3 separate regions of the Homo sapiens genome follow, and all the other regions are linked to region 2. The links are chromatin contacts, found by Hi-C in ENCODE. All regions are on one chromosome and are shown on one strand. The core of a region is the stretch at or near the end of the contact, and the rest is flanking DNA. Distances in the headings are between cores, read along the strand shown.

Region 1 (2,700 bases), core at 72-2,571, 720 kb before region 2:
TAAAATGGCAAATTTTGTTATATTTTACCACAACAAAAAAAGTGATATAAGTAAAAGCAGTCAGGCTGGACGTGGTGGCTCACGCTTGTAATCTCAGCACTTTGGGAGGCTGAGGCGGGTGGATCATCTGAGGTCGGGAGTTAGAGACCAGCCTGGCCAAGATGGTGAAACCCCGTCTATACTAAAAATACAAAAAATTAGCCGGGCATGGTGGCCGGCTCCTGCAATCCCAGCTACTCACAAGGCTGAGGCAGGAGAATTGCTTGAAGCCGGGAGGCGGAGGCTGCAATGAGCCGAGATCACACCATTGCATCCCAGCCTGGGCGACAAGAGCGAAACTCTGTAACAACATCAACAACAACAACAAAACAAAAACAAAAACAAAAAAGAAAACAAGAGACGCGGTGGTTCTGCTTGTAATCCTAGTACTTTGGGAGGCCGAGGCTGGCAGATTACCTGAGGTCAGGAGTTTGAGAACAGCCTCGGCAACATGGCGAAACCACGTTTCTACGAGAAACACAAAACTTAGCCGGGAGTGGTGGTACATTCGTGTAGTCTCAGCTACTCGGGAGGTTGGGGTGGGAGGATCCCTTGAGCTCTGGAAGTTGAGGCTGCTGCAGTGAGCCGGGATCGCGCCACTGCACTCCAGCCTGGGCGACAGAGAGAGACCCTGTCTAAAAAAAAAAAAAAAAAAGAAAAAAAGAAAAGAAAAAGAAAAAATCGTTAATATCCTCAACTCGAGTGGGAATCTATAGGGGGCTTACCCATGCCCATGACTTCCCCATCCCATCGGGAGCTCCCTGAGAACAGGGAAAAGTGCCTCCCCTCTTATCTGGGGGCGCTCAAAGGACCAGCAGAGGGTTTCTTCAGCGGAACACTCTCTGCTCCCCTAGGGCCTGGGCTGCTCACATCCATCGCACTGAGGAGGGTCCCATCCATTGCACTGAGGAGGGTCCCATCCATTGCACTGAGGAGGGTCCCACTGGGGGGCTCCTCCTCCGTCCTATCGAGAGTTATCCCAGCGAGTGTTGGCGGGGACTGAGCCTCCTGCTTGAGGTAGTTGTTTTTACTCCCAGTCCCCAGGCTCACGAGCCCCACGCGCGCTCAATCTGCCCTCCCGCTTCTCCTCGCCACTCCGAGTTCTGCGCCCTCGAGATCCAGCGCATCCGCGGGGTGGGCGGGTCCTGGCGGCTCTTTGCCCTCTTCCAACATGGCCGCCGCTGCCTCTGTGACAGGCAGGGTCACGTGGGCAGCCTCGCCTATGAGGTCGCTGGGGCTCGGCCGGCGATTGTCCCTTCCCGGACCCCGTCTCGATGCGGTGACTGCCGCTGTCAACCCGAGCCTGAGCGATCATGGCAACGGGCTCGGGCGGGGAACGCGTGGCAGCGGCTGCAGCGGCGGCAGTTTGGTGGCGGACTGGGGCGGCGGAGCGGCGGCGGCGGCGGCGGTGGCACTGGCACTGGCCCCGGCCCTGAGCACCATGCGGCGGGGCAGCTCCGAGAGCGAGCTGGCGGCCCGGTGGGAGGCGGAGGCGGTGGCTGCGGCCAAAGCGGCGGCCAAAGCTGAGGCCGAGGCCACAGCGGAGACGGTGGCGGAACAGGTCCGCGTGGACGCGGGCGCGGCCGGGGAACCGGAGTGCAAGGCAGGGGAGGAGCAGCCCAAGGTCCTGGCCCCGGCCCCGGCGCAGCCCAGTGCGGCTGAGGAGGGGAACACCCAGGTCCTTCAGCGGCCGCCGCCCACGCTGCCCCCGTCCAAGCCGAAGCCGGTGCAGGGCCTCTGCCCGCACGGGAAGCCCCGGGACAAGGGCCGAAGCTGCAAGCGGAGCTCGGGCCACGGTTCCGGCGAGAACGGCTCCCAGCGGCCGGTCACCGTGGACAGCTCCAAGGCCAGGACCTCCCTGGATGCCCTGAAGATCAGCATCCGCCAGCTCAAGTGGAAGGAGGTGAGGCCCGGCCCGACCCGGCCGCGTGGGCACAGTGGGGTGGACAGGACGACCTCAGAGGTCTCGGCACGGCCCAGGTCAGGTCGGCGGGCGAGGGCTGAGCTCCTGCGGTGCACCACGCTCGGGCCTGCTTGTCAGCCGCAAAGTGCTCATCCTTCAAGGCCTACCCCCCAAAATCACTTCCTCCAAGAGGGCCCCCCAGACCCCTCCAGGTCAAGTTAGCCACTCACTCCTCTGCCTCCCTGCAGCTCTTTTTATGTCTCAGCCATCAGCATTTGCCTCTGCTTGTAGATATGTGTACGTCTGTCTCCTCCACCAGCTTGTAAGCCCCTGGGGCCCCGGACCCGCTCTCTCACTTCTTCATTGAAGTTATATTTGTTTAGCACTTGCTGTGTGACTCTTGGGCAGAGGAACACTTTTTATTTTGGAGGCAGACAGGCCTAGGGTCTCACTACACTTTGCTACTTAGCTGTGTGACCTTGAGTAAGTTGCTTCACCTCTTCAGCCTATTACCTTCTCTGTAAAGTGAGGCCAATTATACTTATCTCATCATCTTGTTAGCATTAGAAGACTCACTACTTAGTGTTTTATAGCACAAGTCTGCAATAAATGGTAACTTACGTTACCACCTTCTCCTTTCTCTCTTCTTCCACCATCATCACCATCACCACCACCAGCACCACCACTGTCCTCATGATCAGTGGTATAAAATCAGGCACTGTATTTTATATTCCAGGCTTGGCTTACGGCATGTGTCA
Region 2 (2,700 bases), core at 30-2,529:
TGGGACCGCAAGCACACACCACCCCACCTGGCTATTTTTTTTTTACTTTTTGTAGAGATGGGGACGTCACCATGCAGGCCAGGCATTTAACATTTAATTGGTAACTCTTCACTCCAAAATGAACATGGGTTGTATGTTACATGCATGTTTGCTCAATGGGCATGCGTCAGGACCACCCTCATGAATATTCATAGCTCCTCCTGTCACCTGCTGAATATGCATGTCTACCCAAGCTGTTCAGCATAAAGCCGCTACTCCAACCCCTCCTCCAACGAAATGCCTGTCTCTGGTCCTGGCCATTCTCCAGCCTGCGGAATGGCCACCTTGCAGGCTGTAACCCCTTACAAGAAATAAAGTCTCCTCTCCTGTTTTTTTGTTTTTTGTTTTGTTTTTTTGAGACGGAGTCTCGCTCTGTCACCCAGGCCATCTCGGCTCACTGCAACCTCTGCCTCCCAAGTTCAAGCGATTCTCCTGCCTCAGCCTCCCAAGTAGCTGGGATTACAGGCGCGCGCCACACGCCCGGCTAATTTTTGTATTTTTAGCAGAGACGGGGTTTCACCATGTTGGCCAAGCTGGTCTCGAACTTCTAACCTCAGATGATCTACCCGCCTCGGCCTTCCAACGTGCTGGGATTACAGGCGTGAGCCACCGCGCCCGGCCTCCTCTCCTTTTCCAAATTTATACATTTTGATTTTCTTAACACACCTCACTCGAGTTCGTTCACTTCGGCTGCGGCGTGATCTGCCGGCCCTCTCAGCTCAGGCTGACCTCAGCGCCCTCACTTCGGCCACTTCTGTGTCCCTCAGTCTTCTCCCCTCAACTCGGACCTCGCGCCCTCATGACAGGGCGCCATTTTCTTCCCTCTAACTCCTCAGCCCAGAGGAGGCGCCTTGGTCCCGTACCTCTGCCCGGCAAGGCGACTTTTCTTCACTTGCACTTTTGCCTCGGGTCATCCTCTGCTGCTACCTCCCCACTATCCTCACCATCTGCTCCACGTCCCGTGGCTTCCGCCCTCCCTTCCGGTGCAGGGCCCCGGCCTCATACCCACAGCCTTGGGGGCTCTCGCCCCTCAGGCCACGCCCCTCAGGCCACGCCCCTCAGCCCACAGAACTAGCGGGAAGTGACTGCGAAGCAGTCGCGCCGTGGAGGGACAGGAGGGCGGGGATTGGGAGGTGGGTCCTCCTCGATCCTGGGCGTTGATTGGCCAACTCTCACGAGGGCGGGACCTCGATTGGGGGCGGGGCGGCAATCTGGGTCTTGTGCCTCTGGCTCCTCAGGGCATTCCCGGCGGCTCCGGGTTTGGCAACGAGGACGGGGGAGTGCGACTGCGTCTCGGGCAGCATGGCCGAGAAGCGGCACACACGGGACTCCGAAGCCCAGCGGCTCCCCGACTCCTTCAAGGGTGAGTCCCGCGTCCCCTGACCCTCCCCCGTGGACCGAGCCCCCGCCCGCAGCGTGCGCTCCGAGGTCTGACAGCCGGGCTCCTGGCCAGTCTCCGCTGCTTCGGGCTGGGCGAGATCTCAAAGCCGCGGCTCCTCCCTAGTAAACTGAGCATCACGAACCCTGTTTGGCAGACTGAGGTCACGATGGAGGGGTGGCGGGCTGCCAACGGCACGTTTCCCATCGCACGGGCCCTGGTTATCTCGCGGCCGCCAGATGCCAAGCCCCATGCCAGGGCTGCACTATCTCGTGTCACGCACGCGGACTAGGAAACGCAGAGGGAACTGGCAGCCAGCGAGGCGGGGACCGGGACCCCACATCTCACCCTTTGCCCACTCCCCTTCTTTCCCGACTCACTCTCTCGAAGGCCGCCTCCTCCACCCAGCCCTGGCCTGGCCCCAGGGTGAACCCCCTCCTCCCCCAATCCCACCTCCCGAAACTTAGACCGATTTGCAGAAGGAAGAAGTCTCTCTGGCTTTCTTCTTACCTCTCTTTCTAGCTCCACTTTCTGCCCCATTTTTCCCCCTCCGCTTTCCTCTGCGTTTTGGAGAACTCTCCTTCCCGGCTTTTGTTCCTCGCCAGGAACCCTGAGTTCTCCCACCCTCACCCCCACCCTCCCTTCCCAGTCTTCAAGGCAGGAGCTGTAAGTGGCTCAGTCTCGTTCCCCTGTGGAGGAACTGGTACTCTGGGGAGGGGGTTCCAATAAAGAGAGATGGTGGACCTCTCAGGAGTCCTGGTACCCACTCAGGAGCTCTTAGTGATCCAGAGGAATTACAGTGTTTCTAAAGATGGAATTTCAGGCAGGATGGCAGTGAAAGCAATTTAGAGGGCTGGGTGGTCCTTTCCAGGACCCCTCAAAGAACATGACATTGGAGTCATCTATTCTGATTATTTGTAAAGCCAGCTTTATCCACAGCATCTTAGCTATAAGTTCCATTTCCCTTGTCCAGGGATCCCTGTGTTCAGTTCCTTCCCAGGAGCATCAAAGGAATTACAGAAATCTTTATTCCTCACTTTTTGTCTACTAATAACGTTGCAGGTTATCTTCCCAAATGGAGAGTGTAACAGGGAGGAGTTGATGAGAATAATGGCAACCACAACAACAAAAATTGAAACTAAATAGGTCAGGCTCCGTATCACTTTTTTTTTTTTTTTTGAGACGGAGTTTCGCTTTTCTTGCCCAGGCTGGAGTGTGATCTCCGCTCACTGCAACCTCCGCCTCCCGAGTTCAAGTGATTCTCCTGCCTCATCCTCCCAAGT
Region 3 (2,748 bases), core at 58-2,557, 890 kb before region 2:
CTGGTACATTGCCAGAACACAGAAGACACTGTGAATGTGATGAATACATCAGTGAAAGTCCAGAAAGATAAATTCCTTATCCAGGGTAAACCAGAATCGGATGGGAATCTACCCTTACTATTATGGTAGGTTCTGGGCTTCCCAGCGTTGCCTCCACTGTCTCTGGTTTGCCAGATTTTTGCTTAGAGATAGTAGATGATGTTCTTCTCTAAATGCAGTACCAGGTAAAGAAAGGTACTTGTAGTATCTGACTATACACAGAATCATTATGCACCTGGCACGGCCAAAGAAGGAATGAGACACTTTAACAGGTAGAGAAAGGGCTTTTGCCTAAGAGTTAAGAGATCTGGATTCCAGTATGCCTACCTTATCACTCCCTGCCATCTGCCATTTAGATTCATAATCACACGTATTCAAAAAGCATTTGCGGCAGCTCTACCACTGACTTGTGACTTGTACCAAGTGATTTCTCCTACGTAGATTTTGTTTCAACCATAAAATGAAGGGGTCAGATCAGGTTTTCATTCTTTCCAACTATAAAGCTTTCCAAAATGGGGGGAAATGCAACAGTGTGGTTTAAAACAAAATAAAGGCACTAAACTTAGAGAAAACTCCGAGTCTTGGTTCCAGCACTTCCTAGGCACGTGACCTTAAATCGGTCAAACTCTCAGGACTTCCGTCTCATCTGTAAAACGTAAATGACAATACTATTTGTCAGGGTTAAGTAAATGGAGAAGGGCTACTGAAATGACAACTGTTTTGCCACTGGGTGGCACAGAGTGGTGGTTAAAAGTCCAGGCTTAGGAGTCGGATAGCCCTAGGTCTGAATTTAAGCGCCCTCACTTTCTGACCGCGTGACCCTGGTAAAATTACCTATGTGAGCTTCCGTTTCTTCATTATGGGAGATAATAATATCTACTCCTATGGGATTGTTCTGAAACTCAAACGTTCCCGTCAAGTGTGCGGCTACTCTTTAGTAAGTTCCTCCAGCATCCCCTAAATTCCTAGCTGGTAAAAGGAGCCCCGCCCCCACCCCATGAGACTCGCTCCAATGCCACAGGTCCCGCCCTCAGCCTTAAAGGTCAAGCTGGACTCGAACGGGTCGGGGACGGTAGTCTGGTCCCCTGAGGTCCCCCAGAGGTCCCTGAGTAAGGGTCTCTGGCACCCAGACCACACGCGCCCCTCGAGGCCCTGTCAAGGACACTCACCAGCTATCGCCCAGGTTACTAAGGAAAGACTCGTGCGACGGCGGCGACCGCAGCTGCGCGGACGTCGTGACGTCACGAAGCCAGGAGGCGGCGCAGGCTTAACGCGTCACGGGCGGCCTGGCAGCTGGCGGCATTGAGGCGGACGCGTCTAGAGGTCCGTCTGACCGCGGCGTCGGGACCTGGTTTCCGGGCATGAGCTGAGAGCACCACGCCGAGGCCACGAGGTGAGTTCGGCCGCGACATGTCCCTGCACCTCAGCGATGGGCCCGCTAAGAGGTCTTACAGGAGGCCGCCCTCGCAGGACTGCATCTCAGGCCCCGCCCCGGATTGTCCTGTCGCTGGCCCGGAAATAACAATCCGAGTAATGACCCTTCGCCTGTAGGAATTCGCAGCCAGAAATCGGGAAGCCAGGGTTCCAGGCATGACCCCACCGCTTGCTGTTAGGATCAGGTGTCTCTTCTTCTCTGGATTGCACTTTCCCCAGATGACTATTTCTGGCTTCCAGAGTTATTGCAGCTCAGCTGGAAAGACAAATGTAACCGCGTTTTGTGAACTCTGGTAGTCTAAAGGATTGTTGCTATTGCAAACGCAAAGCATTTTGATAGTCCCGTGCCGTCTTGATCTTTTATTACCCTTTACCTTTCCTCAAAAAGCCATATTCTGAGCTGTCACCAAAATTGTCTTATTTAAGACTCACAACGACCTCGTGAGACGACAAATTGTACCCATTCTAGGAAGGAAAAAGAAACTAAGTCTTCGAGTGGAGAAGCGGCTTGCTTCATTTAGTAAATATTAAGCACCAACCGTGAGACAGGCAGTGTACTTAAGTGCTAGAAATAGAACCGTGATCAAGATTGGCAAGGTCCTGTGCTGTGGGAGCTTACGTTCTAGTGAAGGAAATAGAAGAGGAAACATTAAGTAATACATTGAATTAGCATTTAGTAGGAGGAAAAAGATGGAAAAGTGGCTATGATATAGAATAACAAGGAACTCTGTTTAGGAAAGCTTTTCTATCGAGAGGATGCTTAAAGAAAGGTCATGTGACTTGCTAAAGGTGCAGTTACTAGGTGCAAAAGTCAGGATTTGAACCCAGACCCGCATAGCCTGCACTCTTACCAGTAAAACATGGTACCTTTTCGTGGTAATAAATATTAATAGCTATTGGTATTATTCCTGATTTTAGACATGAGAAAATCAGAATGTCCTATCATTCAAGTCCCAAATGTCATCTCCTTTAGAGAGGCCTTCCCTCCACTCAATCTATAGTCGTCGAGTCCCTGTCACATCACCCTGCTTAATTGTGTTTGTGGCATGTATCACTAATTATATCTTCTTTATTTATTTTGCTTTTGTTTTGTCCTGCTCCCCTTCCAAATACAAGCATCCAGAGGATAGGGACCTTGCTTGTTCACTGCTCTGACTCCAGTAACTGGATAAGTCCTAGATAATAGAAGCAGTGAATTTATTTTTTGAATGAATGATTTGTTTAAAAAGTAGGGGGAAAGGAAAGCAGAGGGAAGACAAAAATGTGTCTCCCCTG

Evidence for each region. Hi-C counts contacts between places; a loop is a spot of excess contacts on that map. Pooled maps may share reads with other maps.
Region 1: a map of CD8-positive, alpha-beta T cell shows a loop between it and region 2 (6-fold over the local background). The contact joins the promoter of TTLL11 here to the promoter of STOM in region 2. A Hi-C loop is called at or near these places in 2 of 168 maps with a recorded cell type or tissue (CD8-positive, alpha-beta T cell and naive thymus-derived CD4-positive, alpha-beta T cell) and 9 of 50 pooled maps.
Region 3: a map of naive thymus-derived CD4-positive, alpha-beta T cell shows a loop between it and region 2 (9-fold over the local background). The contact joins the promoter of RBM18 here to the promoter of STOM in region 2. A Hi-C loop is called at or near these places in 1 of 168 maps with a recorded cell type or tissue (naive thymus-derived CD4-positive, alpha-beta T cell), 1 of 37 single-sample maps with no recorded cell type and 7 of 50 pooled maps.

Annotation. Positions count from the first base shown.
Region 1 is chr9:122,091,929-122,094,628 of GRCh38, reverse strand. TTLL11 (tubulin tyrosine ligase like 11) reads left to right here and starts at 1,321. Exons shown (of 9, transcript NM_001139442.2): 1 at 1,321-1,942. The coding sequence starts at 1,481. It overlaps LOC124902263 (a long non-coding RNA gene), which reads right to left and starts at 497. Exons shown (of 2, transcript XR_007061757.1): 1 at 457-497. RefSeq lists enhancers at 1,141-1,330, 1,080-1,793 and a silencer at 1,681-1,730.
Region 2 is chr9:121,368,829-121,371,528 of GRCh38, reverse strand. STOM (stomatin) reads left to right here and starts at 1,279. Exons shown (of 7, transcript NM_004099.6): 1 at 1,279-1,402. The coding sequence starts at 1,342. It overlaps LOC102723324 (a long non-coding RNA gene), which reads right to left and starts at 1,636. Exons shown (of 7, transcript NR_187160.1): 1 at 1,563-1,636. RefSeq lists enhancers at 765-854, 314-1,274.
Region 3 is chr9:122,263,399-122,266,146 of GRCh38, reverse strand. RBM18 (RNA binding motif protein 18) reads left to right here and starts at 1,307. Exons shown (of 6, transcript NM_033117.4): 1 at 1,307-1,432. It overlaps MRRF (mitochondrial ribosome recycling factor), which reads right to left and starts at 1,265. Exons shown (of 7, transcript NM_138777.5): 1 at 1,209-1,265. RefSeq lists enhancers at 848-1,007, 183-1,153, 576-1,775, 1,154-2,125.